Regions from separate parts of the Mus musculus genome. Here all the other regions are linked to region 3. A link is a loop called in an ENCODE intact Hi-C map of the cell type or tissue named here. Cell type or tissue: heart. All regions are shown on one strand.

Region 1 (4,000 bases), 210 kb after region 3:
TCTCCCCTTCATCAAAAATTATATTTCGTGGTCTGGATTAGGGCTGGGAGGATAGCTCAGTTAGTAAAGTGCTTGCCTGGGAAGGGTGAGGACCCAGTTCGATCCCCGGAAGCCATCTAAAAAGAAGCCTGGCCTGCGAGAGTAGCTCACGAACTCAGTGCACTCAGCCAGATCCTTGGGATTTGGTGGCCAGTCAGCCTAGCCAGTTCACCAAGTTGCAGGGCAGCCTGAGACCTTGTTGTCAACAATACAAAACAAAACAAACCCAAACCCAAACACCTAAGGTTGCCTTTGGTGTACAAACATGCACTGACAGGTGTATATACATGAGTATATACTCATGCACATACACAACAATGCACACATAAGATATGAATAAAATTTACACAAGAAATGAAATTGTTCCACCTATAAGCCACAGTTTATTTTAATAGTTTTATGTGCATGTCTTCCTGCCTATATGTCAAATTCCCTGGGACTGGAGTTAAAGATAGATGTGAGGTGCCACGTGGGTGCTGGGAGCTGAATCCCTGGTCATGTGGAAGAGCAGTCAGTGGTCTCAACCTCTGAGCCATCTCTCCAGCCTGTAGGTCACCCTTTAAATAGGGAAGCTGACTTCCAGGAGGGGTTTCATCAACTGTGAGTGTAGAACAAATTACTGATGAAAGAGAAACACAAAGAGAATTTGGACCCGTCTCGCCGTTAGAATTCACGTAAGCAAATCCCGTACTAGTAATAAAAAGAGGAAGGGGGAGTGTGGCGTGTCACCAGAGAGGGTCGGTGTGCTACAGGCCAGATGTTGGAAGGAGGGGGAAAGCGACACCACATCCAAGACAGTGTTCGCATGAGGGATGCAAATGGAGAATCATAAAAATTATGAACACTAAACACATTTGGAAAGCCAAGTTTTGCACGTAGACAAAGGATAGCAAGTTAAAAGGCAGATTTAAGAAATGCATTGAGTCTACAAACACCAAGTGAGACGGTAACACTCAGAATGGAGAGAGAGCGGAGGCATGCCTACTTCGTTGGAATTTGGATGCAAAAGCTCTTTGGAAAGAAAACTGGCCTCCTCTTTACACAACAGCTCTACTTTTGAGAATATGAACATAGACACAAAGACCTATGTTCATGTCTGTCAACAGGGCACTGATAGTAGTAGTCTTGCGAACTATCTTATACAGCTACTAAGAAAAGATTCGGAAGCAGTATGTAAAGTCTGATTCTTCTTTTTTGTAGAAACTTAACGTGTAATGCTTTCATAGGATAATGGAAATAAGCATCCTAAGATATAACCAAAGGACATATCTGAACATGAACTTATTTTCCAAGGATCTCGCTTAGTACCCCAGAGTGGCCTCAAACTTGTGGCAATCTTTATGCCTAAACCTCACAACTGCTGGGATTACAGCGGTATGTCACTTTAATCTACGTCAGGGCTGACGTCTACAAAACACCCAACGCATGTTTTTGATAAGAACCTGGTGGTTGGGTTCCCCCTGGTTCACAGGTGCCATGGAGGACACTTCGGTCTACATGTCAGCAACCCGGGCTCCTCCACCGGTTAGCTAGGGCACAACTGCCTCTTTCCTCACTGCCATCCTGGGAAAGACCCCAACTAACCTGGGCTGTATCCTTAGAAACGCTTCCTCCGACAGGAAAAAAAAAAAAAAAAAAAAAAAAAAATCCTCCCAAACGGAAGTGAGAAACACGGACGCAGAAAACGAACGTGCCACCGCGCGCCCCAGTCAATAGTCCGGTAATCCGACAAGATTATTTTAGTTCCTTTCCACTTTGCACTGGCCGCCAGCGACAGGAAGTGACGTCATTTCCGCCCTTAGTAAACATGGCCGGTCTCGTGTTGTCCTCCCTTGCACACCCCCGAGCCAGAGGCGGGGTGTTGACTCTTACGCCAAGCGCGATTGGTCGCAAGGAGACTCTGAACCCAGAGGAAGAGACTGAGGCTCGGAAGGCCTGTTCGCGGGGTTGCACTCTGGCGTCCCGGAACCCTGGATTTGTGGGCTGCTCTCGATGGTCTTTTTGGACGGATAGAAGGCTCCGCGCAGGGCATTATGGGACGATGATGGCCGCTTTCAAACAGCGGAATTTGCCTCTTTGAGACCCTCGGATCGAGCGGTGGCCGCGCTGGCGTCTCCAGATCAGGAACCGAAGGCCTCGAGAGTCGTGCTTGGTGAGGTGAGCGTCTCTTTCTCTTTCCAGATCTGTCCTTCGGCAGCCATGGCGGCTCCAGGCGGCCGGTGTCGGCTCGCGGCTTCTGTTTGGGCCCTGATTTCAGAGTTCCTCTAGTCCTTGTTACCCAAGTTTCTCTATTTGCTTGAGCGGAGAAGTTCATTCAGCCTTCTCCGGACTTTGTCCATGTTCTGGTCTCATCCCGGTGTTTGGGAACGGCCCCACGGAGATTCAGGGGTCCTCCCTGTGCCCTCGTTTAGGGCAGTACGCGAACCTGGTACCCGATAGTTGGAGAGCCTGGGTAGGGCTTCTGGTGCCTTCCTCCTGTCTCACTGAAGAGTCTCCACTAGATCTGGCGGATAATCTATAAGTAGAGTATTAACCCTAAGAGGAAAGGGCTCTTGTTTTTCCTTTATCGGTATTGTTGAGAATAGCAAGTGGATTAACGACGCATGCAGTAAGCAGTTGCTAACCTGAGAAGTCCATTGTGGCTTCTTTGTCACCGATGTTTCTCCATAGTCTGGCCGTGGACCGCTTTATTTGCTATTTTGAGCCGCTAATTAAGTCCTTCCTTGTCCTGTGTTGTGAATAATTTCCTGTCCAGAGAAATGTCTGACTTCCTGTTCGCTTTCAATAAATGATATCTAATCAGGTTTTTACTTTGCCATTTGTTAACAAGACAGACAGTAGTCTCTGCTTGCATGCAAATGACACTTTAGGATGTAAGTCGTTGTATCTCAGCCTTCCTGTCAAGATTTCTTAATATGCATATAAGATGCGACTTTGTTTCTCTCTTCTACCTCGGGAAACTTTTGCTTCTTCATCCACATTGTGTTGCAGCGCCCCTTGGGAGAGCTGTGCATGTTAATTAGAACACAGCAAAAGAAGTCTAGATTCAAAAGTCACAGTTCTCATGCTTTATAAACTTAATCGGAATGAGAATAATTAACTACATGTCCAACATAGGTCCAAGCTTATAATCGGGTGGTGTTAGATAAAGATGAATTTGACATCAGCCAAACACCTGGGAGGTCTTACAGTCTCTGAAACACGTTCCAGACATGCTCTTTCCTAACATTTCTTGGAAGTAATTTTGGCGAACACAGTTTGTTATTCAAGAGATTTTTTTTTTTTTTTTTTTTGCCTGCTATGGGATGCTTTTTTTCTCTTTTCCCACAAACCACTACTGATCCACAACAAAAGTCAGCAAGTGTGTAGAATATGGATGGTGAAATCGTGTGCTAGCTAACTTCTCTGCTCTGTGGAACTTGTGACTTAAAGGGAATGGGATGGGTGGGTGGGAGAATGCATATCAAAAACCAGGAAGGGAAGTCAGGGTACAGGAGCATAATACCAAGTATGCAACCGTCACATCAGTGTACCAACAATTGATTCTCACAGTGGTTCTGTGGATTGTGGAAAGCAGAAGTGATTGTGGTTTCACACATAGAGAACTAATGACTAACCAAGACAACTGCTTACTGTCCCAAAAAAACCAGAAAATGCCAAGAGCCTGGAGTGAGTTAGTTACTTAGTTTATTTCTTCCTTCCTTTCTTCCTTTCTTCCTTCCTTCCTTCCTTCCTTCCTTCCTTTCTCTCTCTCTCTCTCTCTCTCTCTCTCTCTCTCTCTCTCTTTCTTTCTTTCTTTCTTTCTTTCTTTCTTTCTTTCTTTCTTGTCTCACTAGAGAAGTGGGATGTGCTGCTACAGTTCATATGAAAAAGGCAAGCATGCCTGGCTTGTGTTCAGAGGCAGGGAGCTAATGGGGACTCCTAGAGGTGATTATTTTGGCCCATAAGTGGGAGGAAGTGT
Region 2 (4,000 bases), 75 kb before region 3:
AGTCAATTTCAGGGAAGCCCTGCAGTTACTTCAAACACAGGTCAAAGAAAGAGCCCCAACAATATACAAAAGCACAGACCAAACCAGAACAAAAAGTTCAGATGTTTTAACTTCTGTTCCCTAGAAATAACCATTAAGAAAAAAAAATGCCTTCAGTATCTTTTACCCCAAGATGTCTATCTACCCAAAAAGTAAATAACCCCAGACTGGCTCACCTGTCAGGGTGATGTCTCCTAGCAAGTCGAGAAGTTCTCCACCAGCTGATGCTGGTTTGCTTGTAGGTGCAGTTGGGATAACAGGTGTTATGTCATTTCCTCCCAACAAATCCAATAGATCATTGGCCTAAATAAGGAAATAATTATTCACGAGTTATTTGTCTAAAGTGTATTTAACAGTTTTTCTCCTCAATACTTAACATCAAGGACGGCAATTATCAAGCAATCAAAAAATACTAAAGGACAACAGCTAAGAAATAAGCTACAGAACTATAATATCACCAGTAGCCCCAGACAAGGACCTGGCTTGTGGGTTGTGGCCCTGAGGGTGGTGGTTTAGTCTCTAGGGGCGCTGGTTCTGTCTCTCCATTTGTCTGCACGATCTCCGAAGGGCCATTTGTGGTCACTTTTTCCATGACAGGCATTCTTTCAAGTAGGGCAGACCTAGAAGAATTTGCAGTGGTCAATTACATTCTAGGCAGTTAGCCTCCATACCCTACACAAAACAACCACTATTATCAGTTACTGTGAGGAAGCATCTCCCCTTCCCTCCCCACCCAACACACACACACACACACACACACACACACACACACACACACGCACGCACTCACATACACGCACTCACATACACGCACTCACATACACTCACGTAAACTGGAACAGAAGGTGTATTACAAGAATACATACATGACCTACATTCTCAATTGGATTAGAAACAGTCAAGAGTCTCTGAATAAATAAAATGTACATCTAAATCCCCAAACACAACTAAGACAAACGAAAGGTAACCCAGCAGGTATTAGCAGACTTCAATCAGGACTTAGGTATTATAGAACAGAAAGAAGAAAAAAAGCAAGGCACCAAAATGTTACAAATAATGGGATTTATGGGATTTGAATAAAATTATTTCTCTTGGGTCTGACAGTGGTGGTGCACACCTTGAGTCCAAGCACTGGGAGGCAGAGGCAGGCAGATATCTGAGTTTGGGGCCAGGCTGGTATATAGAGCAAGTTCCAGGACAACCAGGGTTATACAAAGAAACCATGTCTCAAGAAAGATAAAGAAAAAAAATTCTTTTGGAAAAAAACTCCAACTGCCTTTTAGCCAAATAAAATGGAAAATGATGCAAACTTTACATACAGAGGTAGAGGAGGGAGGTAGACTAAAAAACACATTGTTTTTTAATGATTTATTTTGAAGCAGGGTCTCACCATGTAATTCTGGCTGGCCTGGAACTCGCTCTGTACACCAGGCTGGCCTTAAACTCAGATCCACCTGCCTCTGCCTCCATCTGACTCAATACGTTTATTTCTTAGGAGGTTAGAAAGAAGAAAACATGGAGAAAAGCGGCCACTCAGTGAGAAGGAAGGAAATGCAGCACAAGCAACAAGTGTCCTTCAGGGACAAAAAGGACATGTCACTCAGGTGCCAGAGGTGGGTACAGCAAGGCTCTTGCTCACCTCATGTGGTCATACTTCTTAAAAAGTGCGTTGTACTCTACTGCCCTCTGCTGGAGCTCTACGTCGATGCTGCTCCCATAGATGGAAACCACTTTCTTAATTCGGCTGTGGGACAGATAATAGGATAAATGAAATCAATCATTCAAAACACAAAATTTATAAGGAGCAGTGAAGATGATCAAAACAGAGTTTCTTGGTTAAATTTCTGATTTCTCTATGTTTCCTTAATTCAAATTGTGTTTCAAGAACAACTATAATTCCCTTATCTCTATTCACTCATTTATCAATATTGTAATTGTAATGAGAAACTTCTACCTAGGTATTTATTCCCCATCCTCAAGCTTACTGGAGGTGTGGGAACACAGCTTACTGGTGCAGTGCTTGCCCAGCATGTGAGGACTGACGTCCAATCTCCTCATTGAGACCCTTGCAAACAAAAGCACCCATCACTTTGCCACAAAGAAATGGATATTGTCCAATTCTCTTTCTTAGTAACTTTGAAAATGAGGTTTTAGCATTAGCGTGCTCACTACAATCCTTGTAGCAATCTAAACACTAAATAATTACACTTCTCACAAAGCTATCTGGCTCATAGGTTGTGGCCACTTTGAAAATGAAACGGAAAAGTCCAGGAAAACTGACTCAAATCAATTTTTGCTCAAAATAGCACCAATTAAAACTCAAAAGATTTAAACACACACACACACCCCCCACAAAGACACTCACACAAATCTGGATTTTATTCCTACACCAACATCTTCGAATATAATAAACCAAGGCAGGCATAGTGCTGCACGCCTTTAATCCAGCACTGGGAGGCAAAAGCAGACAGATCTCTGAGTTTAAGGCCAGCCCAGTCTACAGAGAAAGTTCTAGAACTATCAGGGCTACATGGAGAAACCATTTCTCAAAAAACAAACAAACAAAAAAAGCCCAATAAACCACAAATGTTAGAAACTATACTATAAAACTATACTATAAAAATACTGCAAAATAATGCACAGTAGGGAGAGACAATGACAAAACAAAATACTGACACAAAAGAAAGATGAGCAATGAACTGATCATTCTGTGTGTGGTACTAAGTAAATTAAAACTCATTTGACTATTGTCTCTAGTTTTTTCCATTTCTTTTTTTCTAAGATTTTTATTTTATGTGTATGAGTGCCTTGTCTGAAAATATGTCTGCTCACCATGTATGTGCACTGCCTGAAGAGATTTGGAAGAGAATATTGGATCACTGGAACTAGAGTTACAGATGGCTGTTAACCACCATGTGGATGCTGGGAATTTAACTTGGGTCTTCTTCAAGAGTAGCAAGTGCTCTTAACTGCTGAGCCATCTCTCCAGCCCCATTTTTGTCTATTCTTGAAATTTTCTAAGATAAGGTTTTAAACTTCTCAGACGGAGTCCCATATAAACTAGCTTTAGCGTGAAGTTAGTCATAAAGTCAAGGATGATCATAGACACCTGATCTAGACCCTGGTTTTTGCAGTGCTTAAGATCAGCCCCGGGTCTTTGTATGTGTTAGGCAAATAAAATACCAAATGAGCTACAGAACAGGCTAGGGAGGTGGCTCAGTGGGTAAAGCGATTCCCATGCAAGCACTGAGTGTGACAGTATATAATCCTAGCGCTATAGAAGTGATCCCTTAGACATAGATTATTGATGCTTTGTGGCCAACTTGTCAAATAAGTGAGCTTCCAGTTAAGTAAGAAACCCTACCTCAAAAATTAAGGTGGAGAGTGATATTGAGGACACTCCATCACCCTTGGGAGTTACAGACCAACCTTGCAACTCTCCTTCCCTCAGTACTCACTTTACAGTACAGGTGAATCGGGTAGACAGCTTCATAATGGCAGTGAGAGCATAGCCTCTTGTCACAGAGGTGGACATATTAGAGATCAGGACACTTTCTAAAATATCCAGCACTTCATCTTCTGTCACCTGAGAGGAAGAAGATGCAACATGTAGCCAGTGACAACCGTGAGCTCAAGGTGCTGCCTCTCATGCAGTCCATGCTAAATTAGTCCACTGGTCAAAGCAGGTTTTTAAAAAGCCATTGTCAATTAAGAACAGGTTATGGCAGAAGGAAAGAGGCATACAGAACACAAAGAGTTCAAGGCTGTTGTCAAAACCCTCTCAAAAGCCAACTCTTCCATAAGCAAATGGAAATGAACACAGCTGCCTTAACTGCCCAGAGTGGGAGAAACCAGAGCCACATTTGCAATGGAGAAGAGACATCAGTGGTCATGTTTTTGTGTTGGATAGTGGGGACTGAACCCAGCACTAATCCAGAACTCCATAACCCTACTATATTCC
Region 3 (4,000 bases):
AAGAGCACAGACTATCTGCATGAAAACACTGTCCTCCGTGACACTGTATGACCTGTAAGAATTGACCTGTTCTCACAGTTCAAAAGCTTGATAAGAATAAAGCAGCGTCACAGGGCTGGAGAGACAGCTCAACAGTTAAAAGCACTGACTGCTCTTATACAAGACATGGATTCAGTTCCCAGAACCCACACGGCAGCTCACACCTGCCTAGAATTCCATTTCCAGAGGATCCAAAAACCCTCTTGTGACTTCCACTGGAACTGAGTGTGCACATGATACACATATAAATACCGGCAAGACATTCAGATAAAAATATAAATAAATCTTCAAAAATGTTAAATAGAGCATCAATATAAAGTTTACAACTATTGAGAGACTTGACTTGCTTCAAGTTATAAACTTAGGTTTCGAGTCACCTGTGATCTCAAAGAAGTTATTCTCTTTTGCAGATGCAAAAACCTAGGCTGAGATAAAACGGGCTGGGGGGGTGTGATTCAACCACACTCACCTAACTTGAAATGTAGGAAATAACCAGTGAATTATTGTGAAATGTTTTTTATTCACGCATACTGGACTGCAGGAATACTTTAAGAACAGAATTAATGAAGCTATCATTACTTTGAAGATCCACAGGTTTCAAATCAAACGTCTGGCAAATACTCCAGGCAACGGTGGAAATGGATGCTTAAAATCTAACTAGTCTGAGAAAAGTCAACATAAGAAGTCAGCAGCGTTCATTACTATACAAACACCTGAGGGGTGCGGTCACTAAGAGACCATTCAGCTCGCTCTTCTGTTAACTAATCCCTATAGGAACCAAAAAAGTTATCTTCCTTTCTACCTACGTCAGATTATTATTCTCCAAGGGCAGCTTTCCATGCTCAAGCAAATATAACGCTAAAAGAAAAAAATAAATAAAAAGTATCAGTAAGTGCCCCAAAGCTCAGCTTTCAGAACAGAAAGAAATGCAGAAAGTTATTTTCACAGCTCCTTCGCACCCAAAGCCACTTGGCCTGCTTTAAACCCATTTGCTGCGGAAATACACCCTAGGGTGGTTCGACGGCTCTCCGACACCAAGCCCTAACTGGGAAGCAGAACCGACAGTTCCAGGCAATGAGGAAGAGCCTGAGAATTACTAGAAACCGACGTCCGCAGAACCGAGAGTTGGAGAGGAGAGTGAATAGTGCGGTCTCAGGTGAGTTCTTTAAAAGAAAAAGAGAAAGAAGAAGAAGGAAGAAGAAAAAAAAAAAAGCGAAAGTGTTTGGACCAGAAGTTAGTTGGAAGGTTAGAGGGAGGCGAGGCCGATGTCCGGCTTTCAGTGGACGGCACTGCAGGGACCAGGCAGAATTGCCCCTGCGTGGGAAATGCTCAGAGTTCTCAGATCTGACCCGAGTCCCCAACACAAGAACGCTGATACGTGGCTCCGAGAGGACACGCGGGGGTGGGGCCCGGCCCCGCTAAATCCTAAGCTCCCCGAACGGAGCGAGCTTTCAAAGGAGCCTCGCAGCCTGAGAAAGTCAATGGGTTCAAGGAGGCCTGCGGCGGCCAGACCACGCCAAGGGAAGAGGAAAGCGACCGCGCACGACAGCTCCGGCTCTGAAGCTCCCGAGGTCGGCCCTCAGGAAGTCCAAGCAAGCCCGGGGCTCCCGGGTCCCTCCTGACCCAAACCTGGGTCCTCCTCACCCCCCACCCCCCACAGGCTGAGCCCGGACCCCTGGGACTGACAGGAGGTTTCCGGCCAGACGCTCGCGGCTGCGGCAGAGCCCAAGAGCCGACCCGCCCTCGGTGCCGCGAGTGACACTCACCGGCCCGAAACCTCGAAGGAAACCAGCAGCTTCGGGGGCGGCGGCGGCAGTGGCAGCAGGAACCGAACATCCAAAATGGCGGCTCCCTCGGCCTCAGCACCGCGACTGCAGGCGGAGGGATCCCGGGCGAGGAGGGCGCCTCTACCTCACGCCTCGCGCTTCCCCGGGAGACGCCGCTCCCCGGCTCCCTCTCGCCGGCCGCCCCGCGTCCCTCCGACTGCAGCCCGTGCCGTCTCCCACCCCGGATGACCCGAGGACTCGGCCCCCGCCGAGGACTATTTGCCGAGGAGGAGGCGACTGCGCCGGGCAGAGCGACTCAAAGCGTAGCAAGGGTCGGGGCTGTCACTGATGACGCTCGACGCCGCTGCCGAGTCACCGCTGCGAGGAGTCTGAGCTAGCACGCTCCGGCCCGGCCCTGGAGCCGTCGCACTTTGGTTCCGTTCTGGGGGGAGGGGAAAACTGTGCAGCCAGGAAACGGTGGGGGTCACCTGAGGTGGGCGGAGCTCAGCGAGGGAGCTGGGGAAGGCGGAGAGGAGATGCAGGGGAAAGCGCATAGACATGGTGTGACCAGTTTTGTCCGAAAGGATTCCTAAGTGGTCCTCGTTGGCCAGAGGTTTCTGGTCAACATTAGAAACATGCTCCAAGTGGCTTTGGATTCTAGGGTTTTATGGTATCTTCAATTTTTTTTTTTTTTTTTTTTTTTTTTTTTTGCGAAAACAGGTAAAAAGATGAAACCTAAGAATGGATTCCAAGCACAGCACCACCGCCTTGTGCGGCAATCTCACCTACGATCCAGTCCCCTCCTGTGAGGGGAAAAAAGAATCTGGACAAATGTCAGCTAAAACTCTTCCAGAATAGCTTTTCCATCTATGATTGAATGAACTAATGACCTGAAGCAAAGAAAGTCTAACTAGACAGTTCCTGGCGTGATAAATAATTACTAACTTGTGACCCAAGTCTTTTCCATGTGAACCTAGAGATCCTTGATATCTTGGCCCATTTAAAGGAAAGGTGACCTACCTAGAATAAAATCTTTCCGATAGATTGACAACAAAGGTATCCCAGATGTGAATAAAACACAAGACTACACTGAATACCAAAGACCAGGAACTAAGCAAAAATCCTGAGTTTCAAATTTGAGTGTCATAAACAGGAAGTTGCATCTTTTAGACATTCGTTTTTCATGCAAGGATTTCAAAATACAGACGTTGAGCTGAGTAAGTCTAGCCATACAATTTTGACCTTGAATTTCTGGAGCATGCCAAGTGGCTGGAAAGAAAGGATACCAAGGGCACGATCAAATTTATTAAATATTGGTGTCATATTGATCATAAGGTACCATCGTATGTACAACCTAGCCCGCTAAGCAATCTCGTGAGTCAAAGTAAGTAACCAAAGTTTACAAATAATGAGATTTAAGACTTGAGAAAAACTACAACTGTCTCTCACAATGGAGTCTGCCTTAAGATGTCATCTTACACAGAAAATTCACCACACCCCATATACATATTCCAACCCATACCTACCGGTTTATAGAGCAGAATGCTTACGGAATTCAAATCCTCCTACCTTTCTTCGGGGCATCTGTACAGGGCAGCCCTAGGTACACCCTAAGACTAGAAGAACATCATAATGCTAGCACAGTGCAGATTACTTTGAGCCAGGCCTATGCATGAAACATGCCAAATTCACTGTGAAATTTCCGTAAAGGAAATCTTCAAGCAGAGATGCAAGGCAAAGGTAGCCAAGTTTTCCACATGGAAGATTAAAATAGTTTTTATGGGCCAAAATTAAGTGTTTACCATAGCAAACAACAAAAGTTTTATTTTTCTCTTTTCTTCTCCTTCTCCTCCTTCTCCTTCTCCTCCTTCTCCTCCTCCTCCTCCTCCTCCTCCTCCTCCTCCTCCTCCTCCTCCTCCTTCTTCTTCTTCTTCTTCTTCTTCATCCTTTCTCTCCTCCTCTTTTCTCCTCCTCCTCCTCCTCCTCCTCCTCCTCCTCCTCCTCCTCCTCCTCCTCCTCCTCCTCCTCCTCCTTCTTCTTCTTCTTCTTCTTCTTCTTCTTCTTCTTCTTTGTCCTTTCTCTCCTCCTCTTTTCTTCTTCTCCTCCTCCTTCTTCTTTTTGAGACAGGGTTTCTCAGTCTTTCCCTAGAGGTCCAGGAATTCTGTAGCCCAGATTGGCCTCAAATTCACAGCGAT
Region 4 (4,000 bases), 90 kb before region 3:
AGAAAGACTTTCATGGCAAGAGCTCAATTCTGACCAAGAATCAAGACTGACCGACCCATCACTGGAATCTTTCTAATGATCCCAAAATGAGAGCTTCAGGAACCCTCCATTCATGCAATTGGCCATTTCAACATGACCCAAAAAGGTTACAAGAAAAGTTTTTTTTTTTTTAAATTGACCATCCTCTGCATACCAAAAGCCATTTGATATCTCTCAAAACTATTTCCTCATAAGTTAGTCCTGCAGATCTCTTGCCTGTACTGAATCCACTCACAATTTACAGTTCGTTATTTGCTATCATTTTAAATATCTGGAAGACTTTGAGTAATTACACTTCGATTTATGCTTGAGTAAATTCCAGTGTAGGTAACAGTGTAGGTAACAGTTATGAAGTTAGTCTAAAGTAAACTATGCATTAACACTGGGAGGTGCCAGAAAATAAAATTTCAGTCTACTGAGTATTGGTTTTATGAATTCACTAAGTACAACAAATAAATTTTTCTGCTGCTTCCATCTTTGTGCTACTTTACTAATAATCTTAATAAAAGGAAATATTACTCAACAACAATCTCATTTAATTACTTAAGGTTTGCTTTTAACATTAAGTATCTTCGATGTTTGGCAGACTGGTTTCGAAACACATTAAATCTTAATTTTCTTCCCCTTCTTTGGCAAGTTTTAAATCCTGCCAATTGCTCTTCTAGAACTCTAGAGGAATTCCATTCCACTATTCCAGTTCGTTTATATACTGAACCTACAGAAAAAAATGTCTCTGCACTATTTCAGAGGTTAGTAGAGAACTCCACCCAGTTAGCCACCTTTTAGCCATCTCTGCTGACCTCACCTCAGCTCACCTTCTGCATTCTTCCTGCATAGAAACTTCTTGTCATCACTCACCTTCAAGGCTCCACTCCCCTTTCCCCTGCATCTGTTTTCCTATCCTCCTACTCCCCTGATTCTACCAAAAAGCCCCGCTTAGCTGCCTGTTGCATAACGGCTCCCCCACTGCCTTCTCCCCGGATTGTCAGCCAAGCAGGAGTGCCCCTTCGGGCTCTGCTCTCCCACCCCCGCCCCCCAAACCCTGCAACACGCCCAGCAGGTCCACAGGCAGCAGATCCTCCGGGACTGTCCCCCGAGCGGGAAGCGCGGGGTGTTGCGTCTTGGAGCCGAGAGCCGGTTCGGAACTCCCGCAGCCAGTCCCGAGGGCAGCGTGGCCGCTCCCGCCGGCGCAGCCCGCGCACACCGCGGCGCCTGGCCAATCGCCGCCGCCATCCTCCAGCTGGGGTGATGTCTTCAGGTGTCCGCCGAGTCCTGCGTACTCGCCGCCTGACTCCCGCCAGGCGCGGCCGGCCCTCGGAGCCCCCCGGAATCCGTCCCGGGGCCCCGGGCTAGGCCCAGCGAGGAGACTGAGGTCCCGGGGATGCGGGGAGGAAGGAAGGTGGGGGCAGCGGCTGCCCGAAGGCGTGGGCCTGCCGGGCGGCGGTCAGGGATGGACAGCGCCGGGGACCAGGGCGGCGGAGGCCAGGGCGGGGGCGCGGCCCGGAGGCCCCACAGCAGGCCCGCGGCGGCCCGGCCAAGTGCAAGCGGCCCAGGGACGCAGGGCGGGGGGCGCCCGCCGCCTCGGGCAGCTTAGCGAAGGCGGCCACAGCCCTCTTGCTTCCTCCCTCTCCCTGCCGTCTCACCTTTAGGACCCGAATCCCTCCGGGCCGGCGAGGCGCCGCCGCTTCAGGTGGCTCCGGGGGCTCCAGCGGGCCCGCGGGCACGGGCTCCACCTCCCCCATTGGCGGCCAAGGATTTACAGAGACGCCCGGCCCGGCGCGACAGCGCGAGCCTCGGAGGCGCGCGCGAGCAGCGGGAGGCCTCGCCCCTCCGCCTAGACCCCGCCCCTAACCAAGACGCTCCGCCCCCTTCGGTCCCTCCCCGACCCGCTGGACCTGCGTAGTCGTCAGCCTGGCGAGGCCGGAGTAGAATTGTGGGAGGCTGGCGCCACTGCAGGCGGAGTAAGCCTCTGCTGCGCTCCACCCTGAGCTCCTAGGACCAGGGCGCAGGGAGAGCAATTTGGTACTTTCTGGATCCTCCAAGAAGCGGCCAGAGGAAGTGACAGGTAAGGCCTGCACCTGTTAAAATAGACAAGATACAACCCTCCACCATGGGCGGCGCTGGAATTCTCCATCCAAGACGCTTCCTGCTCCCAAATGTGTCTTGTCCCCTGGCACCCACTGGGGGTGAAAGAACTGTTGCTTATACTCACCTCTTAGGGATAGCTGGCGACCTTCTTCATCAAACCACCTCAAGTACACTAAGCTTTCCAGGCACAGTTCAGTGTCCTTTTCCTGTAATCAAAGTATCAGATTTCCTTTCTCGTCCTCAACCACTCAACCAGTAACATGGTGTGTAAGCCCGCTTTCTATTTTGCAAGTCTTAATTCACCTATTTTAAAAGCTGACTCTTTTTGTTCCTGGAGTGAAAGATAGTTTTGTGGTTAGTGGGCCAAATTATAAGTCTGCCTAATTCCAATTCCAAATCTCAATTGTACTCTTTTTTTTTTTTTTTTCTTTTGGTTTTTCGAGACAGGGTTTCTCTATGTAGCCTTGGCTGTCCGGGAACTCACTTTGTAGACCAGGCTGGCCTCGAATTCAGAAATCCGCCTGCCTCTGCCTCCCAAGTGCTGGGATTAAAGGCGTGGGTCACCACACCCCGTTAATTATACTCATTATTAGATCTATACATTCTATACATGTACAAATTACTTGATCTAATTCTTTCGGATTTTTTTTTTTTTTGAGACAGAAAATTACACATAGCCCAGGCAGACCCGAACTCACTATATAGCCAAAGCTGGCCCTGAACTTTTAGAGTCTCCTGTCTCCACCTCCCCAGTGCAGATGTGCACCACTATGCCCAGCTTCAGGTGGGTCTTCCGTGTTGTTATGGGTATTAAGTCTATGCAACACAACACGTGTATGACTGATGATAGAGGCCAGAAGACAGTGTCGGATCCTCTGGACCTGGAGTTATAGATGGTTGTAAATTGACAGGTGAACTCTGGGAGTTGACCCTGGGTTCTCTGGAAGAGCAGCCAGTGCTCTGAACCACTAAGCCATCTCTCTAGACCCTTGCGTTGGTTCTTAAGGAGTGAATGAACTAGATTAACATCTGCCTGGCCATTATCAAGGTGGATTGGACAGAACAAAGAGCCTAACTCATATTAAAGATTCATAGTAGCCACTGTAATTCTGAAATTCTAGGTTTCCCAAAAGGTGATTAGCATTAAACTGCTCCTACATTTTGTAAGAAGCCTTCTAGATCTCTTCATTTTTAGGGCTTCCTCTCTTATGTATGTGTTGAATATTCAGCCAACTTGTAAGGGATTAAAAAGCAAAACAACTTCTAAGATAACCGGGCAAAGGGTCACTTATTACCCATTGCTTCAGTTTGGCCTGTGCAACTACTTGTCTGGAGTATTTTAACTGTAGGCTTAAAAGCAACAGCATTCGAGATAGACCTGGCCCGCCCTGTCTTAAGATGTTTTGTTCAATTTGGAGCTAATTGACATGTCAAGATAAAACTTTGCGGGCTGGCTAGATGGCTCAGCAGTTAAGAGCACTGACTGCTCTTCCGAAGATCCTGAGTTCAAATCCCAGCAACCACATGGTGGCTCACAACCACCCATAATGAGATCTGACATCCTTTTCTGGTGTGTCTGAAGTCAACTACAGTGTACTGACATATATCAATATATAAATCTAAAAAAAGAAAAAGAAAGATAAAACTTTGCTTCAAAGATTCTGCCTCATACAAATCATTTCTTCTATAAAAGGCGTTTTTTTTGCCTTCCTCTACCACAGTCCCAATCTTCCTTTCTTTGTTTTCTTTTACTACAGTAAGCATGGTTTCTCTCTGTGAAGTTTAATAAAAGGTGAAAGAAAAGCTACATCCCAGGGTTTTCTTTCTACTTTGAAATTATTTCAGATACCTACCTGATTTAGTTGGATTTCTA
Region 5 (4,000 bases), 170 kb after region 3:
GGAACCAAAGGCAGGCAGACTTCTGAGTTCCAGGCCACAGATAAACCCCAAATCAAAACCAAAACTCAAAATCAATATAACAAACCCATCCTCAAGCAGTGAGACAGCTCAGTGGTCAAAGGTGCTTGCTGCCACACCTGACAGCCTGAGTTCTGTCCCCAGAAAGCACATGATGCAAAGACAGGACTGATTCCTGCGAGTTGTACCCTGATCTTTATACATGTACCATGCCCCCGCCCCCACCCCCCCCCAGAGTTATTTACTGGCCTACACATGTCTGCCATAGCAGGCTGCTGTCTGAACTCTCTCACACACAGAACAACAAATTTAAAACAAACAAACAAACATTCAATCACTAACCCAAACTCCTAGATACGTCACTTCTAGGTATAGTCCCTAAATAATCCAAGCTGGCATATGACCGAGGTACCTGTATATCTATGTTTTTTGGAGCAATATTCACAACAGCCAGTTTATGGAAGCAGTAACAGACAAACAGATCAAGATAATGATATATATGATACATATATGGTATGGAACAACATTCAACCATTAGAAAGAATAAAATGAGGTAATTTACAGGAAAATGTATGGGACTGGAGATCATGTTACATGAAGCAAGCCAATCTCAGACTGCTAAATATGCTTTTTTTCTTGTATGCAGGATACAGACCTTAAAAGGACTTATTTTTAGAATTTATGTGTACACACACACACATCTACCTGTTGGTATGGGAAAACCAGTACAGTGCCCCAGAAGAAATGTGGTCCTGGAGTTACAGGCAGTTGTGAGCTACCTGATGTGGGTGCTGGAAACGGAACTTGGGTCCTCGCCAAGAACATCAAGTGCTAACAGCTGAGCTATCTCTCCAGCCTCCTGTAACCTGACCCAAATTATGACCTAAAGTGGGGAAGTATTATTCCAGAAAAGGAAGGGGACCAGTGGGAAGGGGGACAATAGGATACAAACATAAGGTTAAGGGCCAGAGTACGTGGGTCCAATCATCTGTAACTACCGTTCCAGAGGATTCAATGCCCTCCTCTGGCCTCTGTAAACGCTTGGCACAGAGGCACTTGAGTGCTGAGGCAGGATTGGTTTTTAGAAAAACCTGGCCTACACCATAAGATTATCTTAAAAATAAAACCATATTTACTTATCAACACCTCAGAGTTTACTTTTAAAACCAGTGGGTAAATTTTTGTGTGTTTGCATGAGTGTACTTTTTTTTTCCTTCTCCCTGTAGAGACAGGGTTTCTCCATGTTGTAGCCTAGGCTCTCCTGGAACTCATTCTGTAGACCAGGCTGGCCTCAAACTCACAGAGATATGCTTGCCTTTGCCTGCCAAGCGCTGGGATTAAAGGCCGGCGCCACCACTGCCCTGATAAAACAGAATTCTTAGGATTTCTGTTTCAGAAAGGGGGCTATGAAAGCCATACCGCAGCACCGGCATAAAGACAACCGTGCGGAACCTTCGGGCTGCATCGCCCTTTGTTTCCTTCCCAGGGACAGGGAAGCATTAGGGTAGTGCGCACTACCGGGCGCTGGGGTTGGTCTGCAGATTTCGGAAGCGTCTGCTCCCCACTCGAGACTTCCGGAAGCCTCCTCCTCACGGTTGCACCGAAGGAAGGGTGCGCGACTTCAGAGCAGCGTCCCTTAGGAGGCGCGACAGCGACAAGACAGAAAGTAGGCACGTCCCGCCACGGAGCCTGACTCCGGGCAGAGCGCACGCGTTCGGCTGTCCAATCAACGTCTAGGGGCGGGCCGGCTGGTGGGGCTTGGGAGATAGGTGGAGCCGAGCCCACATTCTCCAATGGGATGCAGGCAGAGGCGGGCTTAATGGCAGAAGGAGCATGGCGTGGAGACAGCTGAGAGTGAGTCCTGCGCGGGGAAGCTCATTCGTGGTGTGGATAACCGGCAGGGAGGGGGATGAGGCTGGGAAACTGAAAGGCTGGGACCCTTGAAGTGTGACCTGCACGTGCACAGCTAAGGGCATGCAAAAAGCAAGCGTATGTGGGCAGAGGCTAGGCTGAACCTGAGAGATACGCGGGCATTTTTTTTTTTTTTAAATTGATCCAAGTATCGGGCCTTTGTGAGGACACGATCGCCTACGCTCCAAGGAGGGATGAAATAAGACATAAGGCCACCCTTTTGGATCAAGTGTGGTCAGAATGGAAGTTCCATGTGAAGAGTTCTTAGTTGTGACCCTGGTCTGGAAAAAGGGCACAGATACTGGTGCTTGACTTGAGGAATTTCTGCAAACTCCCCGAGGAGGGAGAATGAATACTTGGTTTGTGTTGCAGGCAAATCTGATCATATCTGCTACTTCCTTGTTTAGTGGACAAATCCCATTAAAAAAAAAAAAAAAAGTGTAGGCGCGCGCGCACGTGCGTGTGTGCACACGTGAGTGCAGATACCCTCTGAGACCAGAGGGTTTTGGATCCTCTAGAGCTCCAGTTGTGAGCCGCCTGACATGGGAGCTGGAACCGAACTCAGTTCCTCTGGCAGAGCAGCACGTGCACTTAAACCAAATCTGTTAGCCAAATGTTGGCTGACGCCTCTCTTCTTTTCTCCTGTTTCATTTAAAGCAGTGTTTTCCTTTTAGTTCCAAGCAGCCGTCTATCCCTCCCCCATGCCTTGGCCCCTCTCATTGGCCTCATCCACCTAGAGATCTCTTCTCCAGCTGCTATCTCCTCTTTAGCTTGTGTCTAACCTTTGAAAGTCAGCTTTTACTCGCTTCCTCAAGATCCTTCCATGATTTATCCCTTCATGTCACTTGTCATGGCTCTATGTTTATGTGGCCATTAGTTTGTCTCTTGGGTTACACTCTCCTGAAGAACAGGTTTGCTTGCCTTTGGTGAAGGATCGAATGAGTGCATTAGCCACATAGCATCTGGCAGTGATAGTTATCGAAAAGCATAGGGAAGCACTTTTGACTGGGTTGTGGTTCTCTGCCCAACAAGACTTAAGCTATGTTTATATTGTAACCACTTTTATATTATACTCATATGACATTTTATGCTGGTAACCTTTCTAGGTATAATTTTAAAGTGTAAACAAACACCATGTTCTTACCACAGTATGAAGGAGAAATGAAAACATGCGTTTTAGTATGTAGAAGTCAGAGCACCACTCACCCCTATAGATGGTCAAATGTTTAAGCCTCTCCTTAGAAATGATTGCCACAGGTGTGCCCTGGTTTACAAGCAGAGCATCATACTCTCTGGTGAGGCTGTAGGGATGACGACTTATTCTTGGTACTGTTGTGTAAGCTGTGTTCCTCAATTACAAGGTGCCAGTGTTCCTGGAAAGTATTCATGTATATGTAAAATCCTGTGGGAGGTAGTTGGTGTTTGAGATGAACTATATATAGCTTGTCCCTTGGCTCAGATAGGAAGCTTTTGTTAAAACCTACATAAATATCAGTAGCAAAGTTTAAACATCATACAGTATACAGGGAAATTAGTGTGTTGGTTTTAAGCAAGGAAGAATACTGACAGGGCTGATTTTTCTACACCTAGTCTATTAGTATTTTTCCTTCATTAACTAAATTTTTCTCATACGGCCTCTAGGGAGCAGTACTGCCTGCCTTGAAAATCCCCTGGCAGATCCCTTGAATAAATAGATACAGCCTCTACAAAGACTGGTGTGTGTGTGGGCAGGAAATGAAGGGGTCAGTGTAAGCAGAGAAGGGCTTTCACTTCGTGTAGATGTTATGTCCTCTTCGTAGGTGTGAAGGGCCAGGAAGGGTGCTGCGTTCCATCCTGATGGGGGCTCCCATGGGTCCTTTCTTTTCCCCCACTAGAAGCGGGCCCTGGATGCAGCCATCATCCTTGGGGGTGGAGGACTTCTCTTCACCTCTTACCTGACAGCCACGGGGGACGACCATTTCTACGCCGAGTACCTGATGCCGGCTCTGCAGAGACTGCTTGATCCAGAGTCGGCGCACCGGCTAGCTGTTCGAGTCATCTCCCTGGGGCTCCTTCCTCGAGCTACGTTTCA
Region 6 (4,000 bases), 72 kb after region 3:
ATTCTCAAACCTGGAGGTTCCTTGTTAACCACAACACTGGTTCTCAGCCATAAGCAATGTAAGAGACTCTGAAGTGGGTTAGTTGCAGAAGCTGTGGCCTTTTCTCTACAAGACAGAGTGAGGACTAGGGATGAGATATATTGGCAGAGTGCCTGCCTAGCATGCATCAGACCCTGGGTTCGATTCCCAACACCACAAAACAAACACAGCAGAGTGAACAATGTAAATGGAAAAGGTGAAATTCTGTTTTCTACCTAAGTTAGGGATGTGGGTTTAGTCACTCCCTGGTTCTTTTTAGTTCTCGCTGTCTTAAACTGGGCTCACATATAGAAATATATAGTTCACCGCTTTAAAACAAACTGCTAGATGTACTGTGCACTCCAGTTAAGGAAGCTCACCTGATAATGCCAACCTACTCCTCTATGTAGCTAGAAGGCCCTCAGACCTGTAATCAGATCCTGCCTCCCCTTACCAAAAGAAGAAAGAAACCGCAAATGGCAAAGACAGGCCTCCACAGGAAGTGGCAAGGAAGCAGCTTTCAGGCAGTCTTCTATCATAGCTGCATACCAAACACAGTTCTTTTCAGACCTTCAATTAAAAAAAGGAAAATAACTCCTAATATGTACAACAGAAAGAACAATTTTAGAGAGCAGCGTCCTGACATCTAATAAAAGGGGATGTATTCTCTGGTTCTCTTTTTCTTGGAGAGTCTCATGCATCCTAACTCATCTTGAACGGGATATAGAGCCAACAGTGATCTTGAGCTTCTGATATTCCTGTCTCAACACAGTACAGGCAGGTGCAGTACCTGCCTCCATACCCAGCCTTCCATGGTGCTGGGGACTGAATCTAAAATTCTGTGTACGCTAGGTAGGTCTTTGTGCATAGTGGGCAAGCACACTACTGACTAAGCTACACCCCCAGTTGTAGGGGGTAGTCACTCCTTTCCCCTGCCTCTACTCTTTTTTGGAGATTGAGTCTTAAGGTACAAGAATTCAAACCCCTTGATTCAATGACTCCCCAGCCTCAGCCTTCTGACCAATGGGATCAGAGGTATTACTACGCCTGGTTTATTCTCCCTACTTTTTTTTTTTTTTTAATTTTTCGAGATAGAGTTTCTCTGTATAGCCCTGGCTGTCCTGGAACTCAGAAATTCGCCTGCCTCTGCCTCCCAAAGTGCTGGGATTAAAGGCGTGAGCCACCACACCCAGCCCTCCCTACCCATTTTAATATAGGCTCTGACTGAATATCACACGTTAGGTCTTTCTCTGTGTCTGGGGACTCCCAAAGTTGAAAGCTGAATGAGATGCAGACTGCCAATCTTTCTATACTTCTCTACCATGTAACAGAAAACAAATGATATCTCATCTCCATTTACCCCCATAAGGACCAGGAACCGAAGCTCTGCGACTGAGGTAATAAAGTCTGTTTGAAGGAGTGCCAGGCTCTATTTAGATCATCCTGGCAAGACACTGGTTCAGTAAGAAAGCTACAAGGCACAGAGAGGAAACCTGCAGCCACAGCTGAACCACTGCCTCTCATCAGCCTCCTAGTGGCCCAGTGGGGAACTGACCAGATGGTCCCTCCTGGGACTTCACACCTGAGGGATCCAGGCAAAATAAACACACACCCTCCCTTAGCACAAAACAAAGCCAAAGCACAAGAATTCAAAAACCCACTAGAAAGAAAAAGTCCAGAGGAGGGGGGGAAACCATGGAAAATAAGTAAGGAGACAGACAAATGGCACGGGGAGGCCACTCCTGACCCAAACTGCACAATATCTGAGGTTAGTTTTATAGGTTGTAACCCTCTTAAAACAAGACCCCATAAGTACAAAAGGTCACTTGGTCCCTTTTGCTTTCAGCGCTGCCCAATTGTGAAACTTAAGCTCGGAATGTAATTGGATAGCGAGCCGCCTGAGTATCTTCTGCTCAGGGAGGAACCTGGGAAGAACGGGAAACTGAGGATCGACCTACAAGGGATGCGACTTTTAAAGGGAGTAGGGGTTTTTGTTTTTGTCATCTATAGAGCCACAGTCAAGAGTCCTTGGGAAGGATGCACTGGCCCCCACCCCCTCATCCTGCCTCTGCTCTCACAGGTGTTAGGATGCAGCTTCCAGGGCACACACACTACAGATGTGCGTGTGTGTGTGCGCGCGCCCTTTTCCAGCCTTAAAGAAAAGAGGGTGCACTCCCACCTCCAGCTCTGATGAGGTTCCCACGAAGCAAAGTAAAGTCGCCCGAATCCGAGTGATGTGAAGCTGCCAAAAGGGAGAAGAGAAAGACAATCATACAGCCATTTCACTGTGCCCGGGTCCTCTCGGGTCGGCGCTGGAGCTGGGGTGTGCCATCAGTTGAGAGGGTGTCTCTCTGGCTTTTCCCAACAGGGGCAGAGGTAAATCCCAGGTAATTAGACTGGAGCCAGAGGTCTCCCTACGCGTTTCTGACCAACCCACAGACGACCACTTAGCCTCCTCCGAAATCTAAATTTAGTAGCTCCTGGGCCAGCCCGCCCGCCCGCCCGCCCGCTCCAGGACGGCAGGGGCCCCCCGCCCCGTCCGCTCTCCCACGCCCATCCTCCCCTCCCCCAGCTCCACCCCAGCCTGTCAGACGCCGGCCCGCGAGGCCCGCACCCGGCCGCCGCCGCAGCACCCAGCCCGCCCCTCCCCAGGAGCGAGCAAACAAAAGGCGGGCGGCGGCGCGGGCAGTCGGGAGCTACGCGGGTTGCCGACTCCCGGCGCGGGGGCGCTTTACCCGCAGCCTCGGCGCTCCGCGTCCCTGGGCTCCGCCTCCGGACGGACAGACCGCGGGACAATGGGCCCCGGCCGCAGCTCCAGCCGGCCGGGCCCGGGCTCTCTGGGACCCGGCCCCGGTGGGCAGAGGGTGGCTGCGGGCCGGGCTGGCGGCGGGGAGGCGAGGGGCGGCGCGGCGGACAGACAAAGCCAACGGCAGACAGACGGACGGAGGGGGGAAAAAAAAAAGATGGCGACGCGGACGACGGGAGCGCGCGGTTCGCGCTCTCGCAGCGAGTGGGGCGCGTGCCGGAGCCTCACCTCTCCTCCCGCCGCCGCCCCGACCCCTCCCGGCTCCCGAGGCGCGCGCCTGGCGCTGTGGGCGGGGCCTCGGGGGAAAAGGGTCCGGGAAGGCGGGGCTTAGGGAGCATCCAATCGCGGGCGTTCCAGAGGGGCCCCGCCCGCGATCTGGTCCTGGCGACGCGGAGCTGAGCATCTAAAGAGCTTTCGGAGGTGTCCTGACGTTTCCGCGCACCTTTAGAGCGGGTGAACTCCACTCAGCTGTCATCTCCCCGGCTGGTTTCCTCTCCCAAAGTCGAGTTCAGCCACAGAACCCACATCCCCCAACCACAGCTCCGCCGCAGGCTTCCCCCTCCGTAGCCGAACCTGGGCCAACCATCCCGTAGTCACAAACCCTCTTCACTCCCACTTGTCCCAAGGCTTCTTCAACTCTCGAGGCATTTAAAGTAAAGAAAGAGGGCCCACAGCTTCTGTGGGAGGGACTAAGCTATCAGGTGGTCACAGACACAGGACCTAGGTAGCTTGTGGTCCTTGTTGCTATCTAAGGGTGTTTGGAAAGGCTGAACGTGGTTCAACTCCGTTCTAACGCGACTCCTGTTACTGTCCGCGTCATTATTTCTCCGTTGCTCTCCCTTCTTTCCCCTTATTTGGGCGGAAAACCCATACCTACCCCTGAAGTCTCTCCGTAGAGAAGTAAAAAGAGGAGCCCTGTTTTAGAAGGCCCAACTTTCAGCCCCAGCTTTGCCACCGACCAGTCTGTTCGCTTTTGGGCAAGTCACTTCCCTGTTCTGGCCCTCTTCTCTCAAGAGTTGTGCTAGTCATGTAAAACAATCTCTGAAAGCCCTGTGCAAGTTCTCTTATGATTTGCGGCTTCACGAGGCAGAACAAACAAGAGTGCTGACTCTTGCTGATAAAATGACTAGTCGAAGTGTTTGCATAAAGCATTCTTACAAATTCTTCCTTCCTGAA
Region 7 (4,000 bases), 160 kb after region 3:
ACAGTCATGCCAACACACATGCGTGCATACACACACACACACACACACATACACTGACCATTCCAATCTTCCAGATGCAGGGAAGCACACTTCTTAGAGCTCATGGCCTCTGGTCTTCTCGTTTTCCTACGCCACATTATCATTTCCTTCTCATTCTGTCTCTAACAGCCCAGTGCTGATCAGACTGGGGGTGAGCATTCGGGGAGGGAAAGCTACCAGCTCAGTCTCTCCTGCACTTCACCCAGGTCGACCGTGAGAGTTCATCTAGCAGCTAGCATGGAGGGGTGAAGACATCACTCACTCCAAGGGGCAGTTTCTTGGGATAGCCAGTGTTATGAAACTAGAAACTGCAGGCTGGAGGGATGACTCGGAGGCAAAAGGCACCTGCCAGTAAGCCTGATGACCTGAGTTTAAACCCCAGAATCCACCTGGTAGGAGAGAACTGACCCCCACAAGTTGACCTCTGACCTCCATATGTGTCCTGCGGCACCTGTGCCAACCCCCAACTCCCATCTCCACAGGCAAACAGGACAAGTTAAAAAAAAAAAAACTAAAAATAGAAATTCTTGGGTTGGAAAGCAGGCTCAGTGAGTGGTTAAGAGCACCGTCTGCTCTCCTAGAGGTCCTGAGTTCAATTCCCAGCAACCACATGGTGGCTCACAACCATCTGTAATGAGATCTGACGCCCTCTGCTGCTGTGTCTGAAGATAGCTACAGTGTACTCACATATATAAAATAAATAAATCTTTTTAAAAAGATAGAAATTCTTATATCTGTCCAATGGTCAATTCCAGACTATTTAAAATTTATCCTCTCATGTGCATACCTTATGTAATACCAGTTTCGAAACTAAAATTGATGTAGTTTGGTGACTCACCAGCCTGGCAAATGAAATGATGCTTCTCTATGCACAGGTTCCATCTTGAGAAGACAGCATTAGAGTGTGTGACCACGGAAGGGCACTCGCCAGGCTTTTGGTTCCTTAAGACGTCATCACCTCCTGGAGGGGCACCAGACTCAGTTAAGTCCCACTCTTCAGAGTTAGACAGGGGAGGTGGCTCAGTGAGCAAAACACTTGCTGGGCAGATGTGAGGACCCAAGTTCGAATCCCTGGAGCCCATGTATGGCCAGGCATGGTAGCCTCCCATATCTGTAATCCCAGTGCTCTTAGGTGAGATGGGAGGTGAAGGAAGGAGGATCCCAGAGACCTGTGGGACCTGGGGTACACTGTGGCGGACAACAAAAGAGACCTTGCCCCAAACAAGGTGGAAGGTGAGGAGAAACATCGGAGTTTGATACTCGGCCTCCACACACGGTGGCACTAAAGCACATATATGCCCAACTTGTCTGGCTTCCAGCAAATGAAAAGTTACGACTTCTCCCTGAGTATTATAGATTACTCTTCAATATTTAGATATTTTAATCATAGATCTTAGAATTAATTACCTAGACATTAGGGAGACATGATGATATAATAATTTCTTGTTTTTTTTTCTTTTTGCTAAAATTGCAAGATTATGGTACTCGATTTTGTAAAAAAAACAATAAAGAGGTAATTTCTCTCCTAGCTTCTGTTTTAGGAAATCTGGAGGCAAAGATAACAAAGAAAGTCACTGTAAGAGTTTTTTTCTCTTTAGAATCTTGTATAATAGCAACTATTTGTATACCTGGAAAGCCAACATTCAAAAGGCTTTCCTCTTCATTCAACATTCAACACTTAAGGGGGGGGTGCGTGGTGGGGGGATTGAGAGTTTGAGACCAGTTTGTGCTGAATACCAAGTTTCAGGACATCTTGCACTATAAAGCAAAACTGTCACAATATAAAACAAAACAACAAAAATTCCAGATACCCCAAATCAAATAAAGCAAAATAACACCATACATGAAGACTCAGGAATTAAGTTTTAGACAGGCTCTGACAAAAAGCTCATTGCCACCGGTCAATGATGGTGCACACCTTTAATCCCAGCACTCAGGAGGCACAGGCAGGAGGATCTCTGTGAGTTCAAGGCCTGGAACGTGATCTACAGAGCACATTCCAGGACAGCCAAGGCTACACAGACAGACCCTGTCTCAGGGGGGGAAAAAGTACATTGCCATTGCTATGGAGACAAATGTTGGCCGAGACACAAAAGTGGAAAGCGTATGGAGAGAGATTGATGGTCAAACTAACCCTTTTTCTGATTATAAAAGCTGAAAGGGGGCTGGAGAGATGGCTCAGAAGTTAAAAGCACTGGCTGCTCTTTCAGAGGTCCCGAGTTCAATTCTCAGCAACCACATGGACACTCACAACCATCTGTAATCGATCTGATGCCCTCTTCTGGCAAGCAGGTAGATGTGCAGATAAAGCACTCATACGTAAAATAAATAAATCTCAAAAAGGGAAAAAACAATACCTTAAAATGTAATCTGAAAAAAAAAAAAAAAAAGTGGAAAGGCCAAAGATGACTTTCTTCCACCCTAGAACACAGCCCAAGAAAGCTTTTCCCCTCAACATTCAACACGAGAGCCCTACCTGTCTGATTTATCCCTGGATGCGATCCGGGCAGCGTCAGGTTTCCCCTGACCCACCACACTGTTTCTTCATTCAGGAAGCTTTTTAGGAAACCCCGAAGCTTGGGGTTCCACGTGTGGGCTAGGCGTCCTCTCTGGGCGTGGCAGTAGTTATCTGCTTCCTGGAAGTCACAGAAAAGTCTGTTAAGCTGATAGCAGCTGTTTCCCCCATGTTGCTCCCGGATGCTTGGTTTACGTCCCAAAATATCACCCAGAATGACACCGATTCTAATGTACAGCCAGAGCCAGGACCGCCTCTGCAAGAGCATTTTTCTCTCTGTGCCGAGTGAGAAGAGAGAAGATGTACGGAGGCTCGAGTGAGAAGAGAGATGTACGGAGGCTCGAGTGAGAAGAGAGAAGATGTACGGAGGCTTGGCAGCTGCCTGGGCTTTTAAATAGGACTCAGTGAGTTTGTCAGAATCGTCCGTATTGTTCTTTTGTGGGTTGGGAACAACCTGCCAAGGAGATAAAGGTTTTGTTTTGTTTAGGGAAGCTATTTCTCACCGGCTGCAAATGAATAGCAAACGGGGCTTTACAGTCGGGGGCACCAATGTCTCCATCTGTGTCTACACGCCCAGATGTATCTTTAGCAAATAAAGACCCATTATGACGCCAAAGCTACCTGCAAGCAGGGAGAGGTTGGTGGATATCGAAACCAGTGTTACTAGACTTGGCGAGCTTAGTTCTTAAAGCATGGGCTCTAACACAGAACCTTATGCACTCTATACAAGCACCCTAGCAATGAGGTATGTGTCCAGAAAAATGGATACTTTTTTATGAAAAGGAAAACTTTCTTTTGTTGTTGTTATTTTCAAGACAGGGTCTCACTATGTATCCCTAGCTGTCCTGGAACTCACTATGTAGACCAGGCTGGACTTGAACTCAGAGAGATCCACTTGCCTCAGCCTCTTGAGTGTTGGTATTAAAAGTCTATCTATCTATCTATCTATCTATCTATCTATACACACACACATATATACATACACACACACACACACACACACACACACACACACACATATATATATATATATATATATATATATATATATATATCCTCTTTTTTATCTATTCATCTGTCATCTGTTTACAGGCACCTGAGCCACTGCTGTAGCTTGGCTATGGTTAACAGTACTGAGTATTAATATGGACACACAGGCTCTCTTCTGAGTGCTGACTTCATTCCCTGTGGGTATACACCTAGTCTTCATATAGCAGAGTCATATAGCATCCTTGTAGTTTGTTTTTTTAGGAACCTCCCTATTGTTTGCTACAGGTTACACGTGGTTACACTCCCACCAACAGTGTATAAAGGTAACTTTCCCCGATTTTGATGAGGGCCATTCTGAGTGACGTGAAATGGATTCCCAGCATAGCTTCGGGTTGTATTTTCCTGATGGCTGAGGATGAAGGGTTAATGGTGTCTAAGCAGCAGCTGGGCTGAGAG

What was found. Peaks named below come from ENCODE experiments on the same cell type or tissue, not always from the same donor. Only the 100,000 strongest peaks of a DNase experiment are listed, where the experiment ranks them.
Region 1: it touches region 3 in a loop (5-fold over the local background); 7 of 42 quality-filtered maps call a loop at or near these places.
Region 2: it touches region 3 in a loop (2.2-fold over the local background); 6 of 42 quality-filtered maps call a loop at or near these places.
Region 4: it touches region 3 in a loop (3.0-fold over the local background); 6 of 42 quality-filtered maps call a loop at or near these places.
Region 5: it touches region 3 in a loop (3-fold over the local background); 7 of 42 quality-filtered maps call a loop at or near these places.
Region 6: a loop joins it to region 3, with 2.7 times the contacts of the local background. A loop is called at or near these places in 15 of 42 quality-filtered maps.
Region 7: a loop joins it to region 3, with 4 times the contacts of the local background. A loop is called at or near these places in 7 of 42 quality-filtered maps.

Annotation. Positions count from the first base shown.
Region 1 is chr8:109,563,687-109,567,686 of GRCm38, reverse strand. It overlaps Dhx38 (DEAH (Asp-Glu-Ala-His) box polypeptide 38), which reads left to right and starts at 1,826. Exons shown (of 27, transcript NM_178380.2): 1 at 1,826-2,196. It overlaps Txnl4b (thioredoxin-like 4B), which reads right to left and starts at 1,795. Exons shown (of 4, transcript NM_175646.4): 1 at 1,624-1,795. In heart, no CTCF peak of the experiment used is centred here; a DNase peak (open chromatin) is centred at 1,906; H3K4me3 peaks cover 2,535 bases; H3K27ac peaks cover 1,795 bases.
Region 2 is chr8:109,851,325-109,855,324 of GRCm38, reverse strand. Ap1g1 (adaptor protein complex AP-1, gamma 1 subunit) reads right to left here. Exons shown (of 24, transcript NM_009677.6): 17 at 3,498-3,625; 18 at 1,679-1,783; 19 at 518-659; 20 at 216-342. It overlaps Gm17344 (a long non-coding RNA gene), which reads left to right. Exons shown (of 4, transcript XR_003947453.1): 3 at 1,535-1,652. Among named protein-coding and RNA genes, the nearest start is that of Gm25321, 13 kb to the right of the region's middle. In heart, a CTCF peak has its summit at 1,731 (motif pointing left); no DNase peak of the experiment used is centred here.
Region 3 is chr8:109,776,768-109,780,767 of GRCm38, reverse strand. Ap1g1 (adaptor protein complex AP-1, gamma 1 subunit) reads right to left here and starts at 2,185. Exons shown (of 24, transcript NM_009677.6): 1 at 1,806-2,185. In heart, no CTCF peak of the experiment used is centred here; a DNase peak (open chromatin) is centred at 2,197; H3K4me3 peaks cover 2,816 bases; H3K27ac peaks cover 1,647 bases; H3K27me3 peaks cover 240 bases.
Region 4 is chr8:109,866,400-109,870,399 of GRCm38, reverse strand. Phlpp2 (PH domain and leucine rich repeat protein phosphatase 2) reads right to left here and starts at 1,797. Exons shown (of 19, transcript NM_001122594.2): 1 at 1,683-1,797. The coding sequence starts at 1,781. Gm17344 (a long non-coding RNA gene) reads left to right here and starts at 1,870. Exons shown (of 4, transcript XR_003947453.1): 1 at 1,870-2,104. In heart, a CTCF peak has its summit at 1,983; a DNase peak (open chromatin) is centred at 1,869; H3K4me3 peaks cover 2,057 bases; H3K27ac peaks cover 1,622 bases.
Region 5 is chr8:109,606,224-109,610,223 of GRCm38, reverse strand. Dhodh (dihydroorotate dehydrogenase) reads left to right here and starts at 1,551. Exons shown (of 9, transcript NM_020046.3): 1 at 1,551-1,872; 2 at 3,804-4,000. The coding sequence starts at 1,852. In heart, a CTCF peak has its summit at 1,625; a DNase peak (open chromatin) is centred at 1,693; H3K4me3 peaks cover 2,290 bases; H3K27ac peaks cover 2,233 bases.
Region 6 is chr8:109,704,617-109,708,616 of GRCm38, reverse strand. Zfp821 (zinc finger protein 821) reads right to left here and starts at 3,071. Exons shown (of 9, transcript NM_001167946.2): 1 at 2,754-3,071; 2 at 2,198-2,260; 3 at 473-588. In heart, a CTCF peak has its summit at 1,553; DNase peaks (open chromatin) are centred at 1,576 and 3,126; H3K4me3 peaks cover 2,725 bases; H3K27ac peaks cover 1,869 bases.
Region 7 is chr8:109,613,339-109,617,338 of GRCm38, reverse strand. Pkd1l3 (polycystic kidney disease 1 like 3) reads right to left here and starts at 3,105. Exons shown (of 33, transcript NM_001286454.2): 1 at 2,516-3,105; 2 at 878-1,000. The coding sequence starts at 2,822. In heart, a CTCF peak has its summit at 2,342 (motif pointing left); no DNase peak of the experiment used is centred here; H3K4me3 peaks cover 538 bases.